Regions from separate parts of the Homo sapiens genome. Here region 1 is linked to region 2. Evidence: chromatin contacts called from ENCODE Hi-C or POLR2A ChIA-PET data. All regions are on one chromosome and are shown on one strand. Each heading gives the region's core, a stretch centred on a gene start or an enhancer-like site at or near the end of the contact. The rest is flanking DNA. Distances are from core to core; before and after follow the strand shown. Region 1 overlaps LOC105375026 (a long non-coding RNA gene). Region 2 holds the start of UQCC2 (ubiquinol-cytochrome c reductase complex assembly factor 2).

Region 1 (6,432 bases), core at 1,398-3,897, 200 kb before region 2:
CAAAGCCTAGGTTGCTACCTCCTGGGATTGCAGCAAAAGCCTTGCTACAGAACCAGGAGCTGATGATTACCTGCACCACCTCTTTCATTTTTTCTAGAACAAACCAGAATGCTTCCATATCAACTTAGCCATAATGTCAGGCCACCTCTCTCTCCACTTGTGTTGCGGGAAGTCAGGAACCCCAAATGGAGGGACCGGCTGAAGCCATGGCAGAATAATTGTGGATTGTGAAGATTTCATGGACATTTATTAGTTCCCCAAATTAATACTTTTATAATTTCTTACGCCTGTCTTTACTGCAATCTCTGAACATAAATTGTGAAGATTTCATGGACACTTATCACTTCCCCAATCAATACCCTTGTGATTTCCTATGCCTGTCTTTAATCTCTTAATCCCATCATCTTTGTAAAATGAGGAGGATGTATGTCGCCTCAGGACCCTGTGATGATTGCGTTAACTGCACAAATTGTTTGTAGAGCATGTGTGTTTGAACAATATGAAATCTGGGCACCTTGAAAAAAGAACAGGATAACAGCAATGTTCAGGGAGCAAGAGAGATAACCTTAAACTCTGACTGCCGGTGAGCCAGGCAGAACAGAGCCATATTTTTCTTCTTTCAAAAACAAATGGGAGAAATATCGCTAAATTTTTTTTCTCAGCAAGGAACATCCCTGAGAAAGAGAATGTGTCCCTGAGGGTAGGCCTCCGAAATGGCCGCTTCGGGGGGCGGCCGTCTTTTATGGTCAAAGCTGTAGGGATGAAATAAGCCCCAGTCTCCCATAGCGCTCCCAGGCTTATTAGGACGAGGAAATTCCCGCCTAATAAATTTTGGTCAGACCGGTTGTCTGCTCTCAGACCCTGTCTCCTGATAAGATGTTATCAATGAAAATGCATGCCCGAAACTTCATTAGCAATTTTAATTTTGCCCCGGTCCTGTGGTCCTGTGATCTCGCCCTGCCTCCATTTGCCTTGTGATATCTTATTATCTTGTGAAGCATGTGATCTCTGTGACCCACACCCTATTCATACACTCCCCCTCCCCTTTTGAAAATCACGAATAAAAACTTGCTGGTTTTACGGCTCGGGGGGCATCACGGAACCTGCCGACATGTGATGTCTCCCCCAGACACCCAGCTTTAAAATTTCTCTCTTTTGAGCTCTGTCCCTTTATTTCTCAGACCGGCCGACACTTACGGAAAATAGAAAAGAACCTACATGAAATATTGGGGGTGAATTTTGCCCTATGTCTGGCTGAATTTCCCCCAATACAGTTGTATTCCTGGGTTTGTTCCCTTGCTCCCAGATGGCTTTTTCACATGGAAACTGGCTGGTCCGAGACCTTTGTGTGAATTCTCCTTTGTGGAATTCACCATGGTGGTGAATATTACCCTAAGTCCATGAAGACATCAAAGCCCTATCCCACCCTGAAACCACTGGTCCTTGCTCTCGTGTATGGATTCAGAGCCCTGCTACCAGCTCCTCTATACCTCCACACTCTTCAGCCAGGGACAGCATTTTAGTCCCCTTCCTGTTCCCAGCCCAGTCTCCTGGGAAGCAATTCTTGCCTTCTCTGTTACCCCATTCTGCTAATAGGGTGCCCAAGTCCCCACAGTTACTCCTCTGCCTTCCCCACTGTCAGGGTCCCAAGTGCCTGGGTTTCTGCATTGGTGACTATTTTGAGCTAATTCTTAGTTCCCATCCCCCTCAACTTCACCTGCTCTAACTTCCTAAGTCTATGTATCCCCAGAAACCTAAACAGCTTAAGGATGCTTTAACCCCTTAACAAAGATGTTTTGCATCTCAGAAAACCCAATCCCTGATGCTTACAAAAGTGGCATTTCTGAAAACTTTTGAAGTCAGACACCTTAGCTTGGATTCCATTACCCCACCCAGGGGAACCTGTGAACCAGACCATAAAGAGGCAGGATTGTCCCAAGCAGGGCCTTCCTTTGAAGGCCTTTTTTGTTGGCATTCCTGCTCAGAAAACTCCCTCCTGCATCACCCACTGAGGTTTGCATAAGGCCCTCCACCAGGTCTTCTCTGACCTGTGGGAGTTGGGTCCTGAGGCTACTGGGGAGTCTGAATGACCAATACATGGAGCCTGTCACTGCCTCCACCCATCCCCAGCTCTATACCCCAGCTTCCAACTGGGACAGCTGGTCTCACTTTCAATGGGGCCCAGCTGTGCTGCTTGAGTCTCTGATTTTGGCTCCCGTCCAGCCCCACTGACTTCTTGCAGCTTGGGACTCCACATACAATATTCAGGACCAACAAGATTTCAGGTAACCTTCAGGAGACTCCAGAAAATCCAAAGTGAAAACAGAGCCTGAAGACCCATGAAGAATTCAGCTAGAGGAAATGCCCTTCTCACCCGTCGATGTTTCTGGTTGGTCAGAGACAAATGTTTTGTGATCACTTTTGAGATTTCTTGAATCTTTTGAATATCCTTATGCTATCCCCTTCTCTGTTCTTAGCTGAGAAGCATTTAAATTGCACAGGGACTCTGCATTTGACTGGGAGATAGTGAAAACGCAGGGAGCCAGAGCTCCCATCAGCAGCCACTGTGGAGGGGCAGGGAGAGGAACCGCAGAAGGTTGAGTAGGCGGTTGCAGCTGTGAACAGAAGAGGAAGCTGTGATGCAGGGGCAGGCGAGCCCCAAAATTGGGGCTTAGCCCAGGAAGGTTCTTGAGTTCGCTCAGGAAATAATTTGAGGGTGAGCCGGTGGTAGAAGAAAACAGCTTCATTAGGCAGCAGTTTTTCAGCTCCGTGACTGTCCCTGCAGAGCCGGGCTACCCTGTAACCAGCATGTCAAGAGTAGCAGCTCAGGGACAGTTCCACAGTCATTTTGACACCCACTTTTGATCACATGCCAATTGAGGGGTAGATTATGCAGAAATGTCTGGAAAAGGGGTGAGAACTTCTGGGCATTGCCATAGCAATGGTAAACTGTCATGGCACTGGTGGGCATGTCTTATGGAGAGAGAGGTGCTTTTGGTGCCTCTTCTGTGTCAGCCAGTCTTCAATCTGGTCTGAAGTTGAGTCCTGCCTCCTACTTCAACAGGCCTGAGATCCCAAGGCACAAGCAAGAAAGGGACCATGGGGAATGGACCCAAGATCAGAAACAGGGACAGGACCTAACTGGCAAAAGTCCTGTCACTCAGGGGGACAGGGGACAAGGAGTGAGAAGTGACTGCGATGGGGAGCTGGGGTGACATGGGGGCAGATTTGGAGAATGGCTGGTCCATGCAGAGGAAATGTCCAATGGGGCACCTTGTTCCGTTGGAGACGGTAATGTGGGAGATGCTCACCAATTCCGAGCCTGATGGACAAGAGTGAAGCATCCAAAGTCACGGCTCATTCTCCATTTCCTGGATCTAGACACCGAGTCGCAGAGGCTCCTTGAGGCTCAGACTTGAATGTTCTTTGGGGATGCTATGGGATGAGGATGGAAATTCCATTAGTGGTGTGGGGCCCAGCTAAGGCTGGGCAGGCAAAGAAGACGCAGAGGTAGGTGAAGGGCAATCTGCCCTCCTCCACCCTTTCTCTCCTTTGTGGAATTTTGCTCAGCATTGCCCAGCAGACACATTTTCAAGGGAAGGACTTCAGCCCCAAATTTTCCCACTCAGACCAGTGTCAGCTTGAGGCTCCTCTTTCCCAAGCCCAGAAATTTTCTCTCTTAAAAAGAAAAGATTCAAGCTCCCTAGCAAGCATAGAAAAAGGATAGGCACCCCTTAGAAGAAAGACACCAGTGTCATCAGCTAATTCCATGGTGAAGTTCTTAAGATCTTCCCCCGAGGATCCCTGCCCCACTCCTGCCTCCATTTACCAATACTTCCTGAACTCTGAGGTGGGGGAACCCTGTGGGCTGGCGGGTAGAGGGGGATCTCAAGGTAGCCTCTTTTCCTTTAACTCCTTATTGTATTGGGGGCCCTGATGTGGCAGTGATGGTACAGTTAGCTAGGAAAGAAAATGGGGCTGGGACTCTCGTGCTAAAGCTGGAAAGAGGTCAGGGTGAGCCACCATCCAAAATCCCCAAAATGCTCGGGGGCCGGGGCAGACAGGTGTGACAGCCCTGCCTGTGCCTGGGCACCTAACTAAAGGCCTGTCTGGAAACCCTGCTCTCTCCCTGCTGCCCATTGCTAGACAGGCCACTGTCTAGTAAACCCCATAGGTTCACTGTGCACAGCACCACACTTCCCACTCCATCAGAGGCCGGGGACCACGCCTCTCTCTCCCCCACCCTCAGAGTCCCCTCTGCACTGTCTGGCCCTCGAGGGCACCAGGCCTGTGCCTGGGTAGGGGAGCAGGACTACACATTTTTGGTTCTTCTTCTCCCTGCCTCTGGGGGTTCAGGCTCAAATGAAACTTGTGTTGCATCCCATTTCACAGATTGCTTAGCATACCATCTGTCAGGGGGCAAGCAGTGGCCGGCCCAGGCCCAGAATGGATTTTCTACCAGGGCCCAACAGGCCCTCTCCCCAGTGAGCAGCTCCCCCACAGGACAGCTCTATTCTGTCCTGGATGAGAGACAAGGAGGTTTGCTAGGACCCCACCCCAATCCCACCCCACTTGAGACTTGGTGCCTTCCCAAGTGCTGTCATCCACCCACTCATCCATTCAACAAATACTCACTGGCCACTGTCTATGTGGGCCCTGTTCTAGAAGCTGGGGCACAACATGGTCGAGAATGACCACAACCCTGCATGGAGCTTCCCTTCTAAGGAAGCAAGAGAGATACCCAACAAAGAGAAGAGGTGGATGAGATAAATTCAGACAATGATAAGTGCTGTGAAGAAAATACGGGGACCAGTGTGACAGGGCAGCCTTGGGCATGGGCCCAGGAGCCACAGGAACTCAGAGAAGACCTTTTCAAGGGGGATGTCTAAGCTGAGCTGGAGGCATGAGGATGAGCCAGTAGTGCATAGGAGAAAAAGTGTTTCAGGAGCAGCCAGACAGTTTTTGTTCTGGGAATGGATCTATACCTCCTGTGGCTGGAGTAGCAGAAGATCTCACAGGGAGAAAGGGAGAGAGGCCCAGGGGAGGAGGAATGGAGGGTGGAGCAGAGGCCTCCTCCTTAAGGAGAAGCAGCTGGCTGTCCTGGCCTCCTGAGAGGCCTCTCTGGACAGTGTCTGCCTGGCTTGTCTCTGATGGGATCCCTGCCCACGTCCTCTCACCAGGAGCAGCCCCTGCTGCCCTTGGCTCAAACTAGTATCACAAGAGAAGAAGCACAACAGCTTAAACCAAGCCCTGGCTAAAATCACATCTGAGTTCCTGTCCCCTACTTCCAACTCTGTTCTGTTCCCTCCTTAAACCATAAGACAATTTTAAGAAGAATCTATTAATCCCTCATTGTTCAGTTCAATCCCACGTGTCTTTACCGACCACCTGCGATGTGCCCTGTTTTCAGGCATGCCAGAGCCTGGCTGTGGTCCCCAGCTCTAGGCCCTGGAGGGGACGTCCTACCTTCTCTCCCTGTACCCTAAACCTGACCACTTCCCTCCTCAGTTCTGACCTCTGAGCTGAGCTGGCAGGGATAATGACGGATTCTATGTCCCCATGGTCTCGTATGCAAAGCAGTGACTCCAAAGCTCTCAGCCCATCCAATTTAGACAAGAGGTCTGACTTAGGAAGCCTCTTGGATCTGCCTCCTACAGTGTCCGAGCCTACACCCTTCCTGAGCGGACTTTCTCTTCCTGGTCCCCTCACCCCTGACCCTGGGTTGCCTGAGGCTTCTCTACATTCCCTTGAGGTCCCTTGAGGGCCCTAAGCACCCAGTCTAACCCCTTCATCGCCCCTGGAGAACTCATCGCTTCCACCCAGAGATGCCTGCCATCAATCACCCTGTCATCTGCTGTGAGAGCAAATGTCATCGCTGTCTCCAGCAGGTGCCAGGCTTATTCAGTATCCATTAATATTGAACCATCAGCCACCATTACATACGCAGGCAGGTAGCATGTAGGCCAGCTTCCCTGATTGCTACCAAAACCCTTCATTTATCCCCCCAGGTCAGGAGGGGGGTGGTGGGGCAGAACGTCTTGTCCTCAAGAAGTTTATCATCTTGCTAGAAAGAAAAAGAATGCCTAGGGAACTCTTAGAGAGTAAAACAGAGTGACGCCTAAACTGAGCATAATAAAGGCTAAATGAATCTGGGCTGCAAAAAAAGTGGACTGGGGAGACTGTGTGGGCTGGAGTGGACAAAAGGGGTTTCGTGAAGGGGAAGGGCTCCAGCCAGGCCTTAAAGAGTGGACAGAGAATGAGAAAGAAAAGTGGGAAGTCGCAGATTCCTAGATACCAAAGAATAAAAAATGTCGCAGCACTCTTGAATGACACCATGGAATCCCTAGCACCGGGCAGAGGACGATCCAGCGGGAAATGAGGCTCTGCCTCTGTGGTCCTCTGTGTGCCTCCAAAGCCTGTGGTGGTTGGCCT
Region 2 (6,854 bases), core at 2,737-5,236:
AAGCCTCTCATGCCCATCTTCCCGTGGCTGCCCCCTCAGGTGACTCACAAGCTGCTCAGGGATGGCCTCCAGACCACTGACCCCTCCCCTGCCCCAATCACTGTGGACCCAGCACTCTGCCTTGATCTCTCCTTCGCACTTATCACATCTGAAATTATCTTGTTCATTCAGCAAATGAGCTAATACATATAGAGCACTATTATTATTATATGTTTGCTTGGTTGCTGTCTGTCCTCATAGGGGCAGGGCCCTCACCTGTCTTGTCTACCACATGACAGGAACTCAGAGCCAGCTTCATGGGTGTGTGGCCTGCACAGTCGCCCAGGGCCCTGCACTCAGAAGGGGCTACATTTGCTTTAATGCTCTGCTGTTATTGTCTTGAAATTCTTAACAATTTTTTTAGAGACAAGGTCTCACTCTGTCACCCAGGCTAGAGTGCAGTGGTGTAATCACAGCTCACTACAGCCTCTGACTCCTAGGTTCAAAGCAGTCAAGCCATCCTCCCACACAGCTAAGACTATAGGTGTGCACCACCACATTCAGCTAATTTTTTAAATTTTTGGGGAGATGCGGGTCTCGCTATGTGGCCCAGGCTGGTCTCGAACTCCTGGGCTCAAGTGATCCTCCCGCCTCCAAGTAGCTGTGATTATAGGCACAAGCCACCACGCCCGGCCTTAACAATTTTTTAACAAAGGGCTTTACATTTTCATTTTGCACTGGGCCCCAGAAAATTATACTGATAGAGTGATCAGGGCTATAGATCAGTGAGTAAGTGAATGAATGAATGAATGAATGAATGAATGAATGAGCAAGCCTACATTCCAAACAGGTCTCTCAGACTCCATAACCCTACTACTTAACTACCATGCCAAACAACCTCCATATGGAGGAAGAGAGGTGGGCAGGGCAGTCAGAACCAGGGACAACCACAGCCTGACGGAGAAGCTAGGGTACAGGGGAAGGGAGCACCTTAGGAGGAAGCATCTGTTTGCGCTTCCTCTGGAGCCCAGCATTCTTCTCAACCTCTCATTGTCCTTGTACCTCAAGCAGCATGAAAACCATTTGCTGCCACCTAATGTTACTTTTTGGTTGCCTAAGACAGAGGGACCTTGGCTCTGCCTCCTGGGACAGATGTGGACCAGTCAGGTGCTCTTCAAAGCCACGGCTATGACAGCGCCTCGGGGCACCCAGCACAGCCCTAGGTGCCTGGACCTTGGTAAGTAAATAGATACAATCCTTGCCCTTTGTGCCTTAGGGGTGTCATCAAAACTACATGGCTATGAGGTGAGGATGGAGCAAGGAGGGACTGCTGGGCTGGGAACCTGGTGGGGTTAATCAGGGGAGCTTTCTGGAGAAGGTGCCCTTGGGCGCCTCATTTTCCACTCCCCCTGAACTCTCCTTACCTCAGCGGGCATCACACATTCTGGTCCCCAGAGGTTTTCCTTTAATGGTCTTGACTCCTAACATCTTCGGAACAGTTAAAGCCATTCCAGTTAAAATCACCCATTGATCTTTCCTCAAATTAAACTCCTCCCTCTCTTTCCCATTGCCACCCCAGGCCTGCCTCTGGCTGTTCTTGGAGCCATCCTTGATCTTCTCCCACTCTCCCCTGAACAGCAGACATCTGTTTCTCCAAACTCTCTAGCATTGTCTAACACTTCAGTTAAAGCTCTCGTCATCTGTAACTTTGTGTCCTGGTTATGTACACATTCCCAGACTTGGCCATCAACTTCTTGAAGGCAGGACTCTCCTAGATTCACCTTTAAAATGTAGGTAAGGCAAGAAGGAAAAGGTTTGGAGGAAGCAAAGTTTTGTACACATTGGATGGTCTTGGCTAAATACAGGATAGTGGAGATATACGGGGGGCTGAGGCTTTCTTATGAAAAATGCAGATGGTGGGACAGTCTTTTGAGAACAAAAATTAGTCCACATGGTGATGTAGCTAGAGACATATAAGAGAAGACTTGATAAAACAAACACATTTTAATGGGAGAAAATATTCTGAAATCACATAGCTGTGAAGGGAGTAATATCTGGAATATACAGAGAACTCCTAAAACTCAATAACAACAACAACAAAAAAAAAACCCGATTAAAAACAGGTAAAGGACTTGAATAGATATTTCTCTGAAGATATACAAATGGCTGATAAGCACATAAAAAGATACTCAATATCACTAATCATTAGACAAATGCAAGTCAAAGCTACATTGAGATACAGCCCTCACCCATTATGATGGTTACTATCAAAAAACCAGAAAATAACAAATGTTGGTAAGGATGTGGAGAAATTGGAACCCTTGTGCACCGGTGGTGGGAGTGCAAAATGGTGCAGCTGCTGTGGAAGACAGTATGGCAGTTCCTCAAAAAACTTAAAATAGAATTACCATATGATCCAGCAATTCCGCTTCTGGGTATATACCAAAAGAATTGAAAGCAAGGTCTTGAGATGTCTGTACATCCATGTTCATAGCAGCATTATTCACAAGAGCTAAAACATGGAGGCAACCTAAGTGTCTATCAATGGATGTGTAAACAAAATGTGGTATATACATGCAACGGAATATTACTCAGCCTTAAAAAGGAAGGAAATTCTGACATATGCTACAAAATGAATGAACCTTGAAGTGAAAATATTATGCTAAGCAAAATAAGCCAGTTGCAAAAATACTGCAGGATTCCACTTACATGAGGTACCTAGAGTAGTCAAAATCATACAGACAAAATAGAATGGTCGTTGCCAGGGGCTGGGGGGAGAGGGGGAAATGGGGATTTATTGTTTAATGAGTATGGAGTTTCAGTTTTACAAGAGTTACGGAGATGGTGCGATGGCTGCACAACATTATTCAGTGCTATTTCATACCCATGAACTGTACACTTAAAAATGGCTGGCTGGGCACCGTGGCTCACGCCTGTAATCCCAGCATTTTGGGAGGCCGAGGCAGGTGGATCGCCTGAGGTCAGGAGTTCGAGATCAGCCTGGCCAACATGGTAAAACCCTGTCCCTACTAAAAATACAAAACATAGCCAGGCATGATGGCGGGCGCCTGTAGTCCCAGCTACTTGGGAGGCTGAGGCAGGAGAATCACTTGAACCCGGGAGGCGGAGGTTGCGCCATTCACTGAACACCAGCCTGGGCGACAGAGCCACAGAGCAAGACTCCATCTCAAAATAAATAAATAAATAAATAAAAGGTTAAGGCCAGGTGTGGTGGCTCACACCTGTAATCCCAGCACTTTGGGAGGCCAAGGTGGGAGGATCACTTGAGCCCAGGAGTTTGAGACCAGCATGGGCCACATAGCAAGACCTTGTCTAAAAAAAATGGTTAAGATAGTAAATTTTGTTATGTGTATTTTACCACAATACAAAATAATAAATTGTAAAGAAAAAAAAAGTTTTTCTAGTCTGAATCAACACAGTTGGCATTGCTCATGCTAGAAAACCTGCGCCTCCCAGAGAAAAATGTCTGGCTTATGAGGGGTAGGAAGGGGGGAACAGAAGGGATACTAACAGGGACTGGGCAGAGAAGAACAAGAACTAGGAAGCACTAAAGAAGGAATTGAGGCCGAGTACCAAGGGATAGTGACAGGTACGGGGGCACCCACGAACAACGTTCAAACATATTTTCATCCAGTAACCTGTATTTACATGCAAATATATTGGTTTATGCAAAACAGCGGAGGCCTCGGGGGAGGGTTTTTTAGTCTCAAGCTTGTGCAGTCATTGAAAAAGAGACGCAAAGCTGTCTCTGGGGTACTCCACGTCCGCCTTGCCCCTGGGAGCTGGGCCGGTTCCAGGAGGACGAAGACTGAATTAGCTCGGCTTGCAGAGAAAGGCGAGCAGCGCCCCTACACGGAGAGTAGCGGTGCGCCTACAAAGTCGCGCATGCCCACTCCGGCCTCCCGCTCCACTCCTAAGGCAGGCGGCGAGGCTTAGTGCGCAAGCGCCATTCGTCGGCGCCGACTCCTCCCGCTAAGGCGGGAACACGCGGGGCCCAAGATGGCGGCCAGCCGGTACCGGCGTTTTCTTAAGCTCTGTGAGGAATGGCCAGTGGACGAGACCAAACGGGGCCGGGACTTGGGCGCTTACCTGCGACAGCGGGTAGCACAGGCCTTTCGGGAGGGAGAGAATACCCAGGTGACCGGCGGGGAGGCGGCTGGGACGAGGGGAGGAAAGGACGAGGCAGGGGCGGGGCCAACGAGCGCGCTAGCAGGGGGATCTGCGCATGCGCGCGCCCTCTTTCCAGGCAGCACGTGAGCGCGGACCCCCTTTTTCCCCCAGGGAGCTACTGATAGCGACGCCCGTTGTATTCAGCGCTCTCCCCCGGCTGCACCTTGGAATTGCCGAAGAAGCTTTTTTTAAACTCCAGATGGGCCGGGTGCGGCGGTTCACACCTATAATTCCAGCACTCTTTGAGAGGCCGAGGCGGGAGGATCGCTTGAGCCCAGGATGACCTCCTGGGCAACATAGTGGGACTCCGTCTCTACAAATCAAAAAACAAACAAAAACTTCAAATGCAGAATCTCTAGGGGTGGGGTCTTGACCTCAGAGTTTTAAAAGCTCTCCAGGTGATTCAAGGTGCAGAGAGAGTTGAGACCCACACCACCAGTGGCAGCTGGTGACAGCCTCAGCTTTTTGCTTCCTTGTCACGGTAGCATTACCTCATTATTTCGCAGTGTTGTGTATTGACTGAGCTAATCCCCAGTTAACTCTGCAGGTCCCCGCTAAGCGTTTGCGTTCTTCCTGAGCCCCTGTAAGCCTGTGCAGCAGGTTTGGGTCCTCAGCTCACGCAGCTGTGTGTGAGTAGTAGGCCTATGTTCTTGCTTTCCTCCAGGTTGGCGCTGCAGCTCTGGGATTCATTCATTCATATAGCTCGTATTTATTGAGCACCTACCATATGCCTGGAACGGTGCTAGGGAAACAGCAGTGTTAAACAGGTGAAGTCCTGCCCGCATGAAGTTTTACATTGTAGTTCAGGACACAATAAGCAGGTAAGTGTACGTAAGACAGATAAGTACTGTGATCGATAGAAAATAGGGTAGCGTGATAAAAGGGTAATGTTATTAGTGGGGCCTTTCTGAGGAGATGACACATAGGTGAGACCTAAGGCAAGAGGATGAGCCAGCCATGTACACTTGGCGGGAAGGACATTCCAGACACTGCACATGTCCAGAGGCAGGAGGCAGATTGACATGTTTGAGGACAGAAAGAAAGCCAGAATGGCTGCAGGGTAGTAAGTAAGGTGGAGTTTGCTAAGGTGAAGGTCCGGAGCCAGGCACAGTAGGATATTATCTGTTCTGATTAGCTTTAGACCTCATTATAAGGCCAGTGAGAAGTCACTGGGGATGTTTAGTGAGGGGACTGATGTGCCCTAATTTACTTTTTAAAAGACTATTCTGGTTGTATGTGGTGAGTGGGCTATAGGGGGCAATAACAAAAAAAGAGGCTGGAGAGAAGCCGATTATGGTACTATAAGCGACAGATGGTGGGGGGTTGGATGAGGACGGCAGCACAGAAGATGGAAGTGGTTGGATTCAGGTTATGCGCAGGTTGAGTCAGCAGGACTTGCTGATATATGGGATGTGGGATAAAGGAAAAGAGAGGAACCAAAGATAGCACCTAGATATTTTTTGGCCTGGGCATCTAGGTCTAAGATGGTGCCATTTACTGAGGTAGGAATAGGTGAAGTGTAGGAAGAATATCTCGAGTTCGGTGTTAAGCAGGTTAAACCTGAGATGCCAAGTACACTGATTTCCAAGTGGCAATGTCAAGTAGGCAGTGCTATATTTGAGCCTGGGGCTCGGGCAAGAGACCAGAAATGAAATGAGATAATGAGATGCATATACACACAGTCTGAAGAAATGACTTGTGAAACTTGGCCAAGACTTGTTACAGAAGGAACATGGGTTTTTTTTTTTTCAGCTTAGCCCGAAACAGAGCCAAGCCAGCCCACCTAAAGGAGCAGGAGCACGCCCAGTGGCATCATTGTGACTGTACTGCTGATTGGCTGGCAGCCTGGGGAGTGTCTGGCCCAGGTTATACGATACCCAGGGCCCTCACATTATTCATGGTGGTCTTCACTGGCCCAAAGTGTAAAGATCTTTAAGGCAAGAATCTTATCTAGTCCCAATTCTACAAACCCGTGAACTTTCTAAAGCTGTACTCCCTGCATATTTTTAGTATGAGCTTCCTGAAAATAGAGATGATGCCATTTTTATCTTTCCCTCTCTCCCCTACGAGTGTCTAGCTAGTTCTTGGCCCATAAAAAAACACTCAGTAAATGTCTGAATGGATAAGTAAATAATTGGTTGTGGCTCATGAGACAAAGATAATTTGAATATAGTTTCAGATGTAGCAGAACTAGATGAAGAGAAGTTGTGAAGAGTGAGAAAGGAATATTTGTGTGTCCTGAGTGGTGAGAATTGATTTGAGAGCTTACCATGTTTGGGAAATTGCAGGATCTATGGAGGAAGGCCATAACCTGGCCTTCACCACTGAGGAGCTTACAGTTGAGCAGTCAGCGGCTCCATCCTTGGGGAGGTGAGAGAGCGTAACATTCACTTGCTTGATTGTTAGTGTAAGAGGAGCCAGCAAAGGAGGAAAGAGTTTTCTCTTTCGGAGTTGTCATCACCTAGGGCAATCGTTTCTGATCAGTCAAAGGCCCACACAGGTTTGAGTCCCAGCTGCAGATGCAACTCATGGCTGTGTTAGTGATTCTGTAGCAGCTGATGAATGCATTCCTGGTAGAGTGAACCAGTGCACAATGGCAGCAGGTGCATTACTCAGGACCACTGTTGCGGTACCTCATCCTAATGTCACCTGAGAATGCACCTGGCCTTAGTAAATCTTTGTGG

The links. A loop is a pair of places that touch in the nucleus more often than their neighbours do. ChIA-PET counts read pairs that join two places held with the same protein, here RNA polymerase II (POLR2A). Pooled maps may share reads with other maps.
Region 1: a loop to region 2 is called in a pooled map, with 2.4 times the contacts of the local background. The contact joins the enhancer-like site here to the promoter of UQCC2 in region 2. A Hi-C loop is called at or near these places in 2 of 168 maps with a recorded cell type or tissue (both naive thymus-derived CD4-positive, alpha-beta T cell), 1 of 37 single-sample maps with no recorded cell type and 9 of 50 pooled maps. POLR2A ChIA-PET finds 5 or more read pairs at or near these places in 3 of 52 experiments (T-cell, activated CD4-positive, alpha-beta T cell and activated T-cell).

What each region holds. Positions count from the first base shown.
Region 1 is chr6:33,911,091-33,917,522 of GRCh38, reverse strand. LOC105375026 (a long non-coding RNA gene) reads right to left here. Exons shown (of 3, transcript NR_187841.1): 2 at 3,312-3,435; 3 at 1-3,066. Among named protein-coding and RNA genes, the nearest start is that of MIR7159, 15 kb to the right of the region's middle. RefSeq lists enhancers at 2,523-2,672, 2,813-2,882. Within about 2 kb of position 2,647, at least 3 of the 41 ENCODE cell types and tissues checked have a DNase peak (open chromatin) inside an H3K27ac peak, as active enhancers do.
Region 2 is chr6:33,708,832-33,715,685 of GRCh38, reverse strand. It overlaps UQCC2 (ubiquinol-cytochrome c reductase complex assembly factor 2), which reads left to right and starts at 3,986. Exons shown (of 4, transcript NM_032340.4): 1 at 3,986-4,137. The coding sequence starts at 4,000. LOC124901304 (a long non-coding RNA gene) reads left to right here and starts at 4,237. Exons shown (of 3, transcript XR_007059548.1): 1 at 4,237-4,378; 2 at 4,835-4,991; 3 at 5,923-6,107. RefSeq lists a silencer at 980-1,274 and enhancers at 4,417-4,466, 4,493-5,390.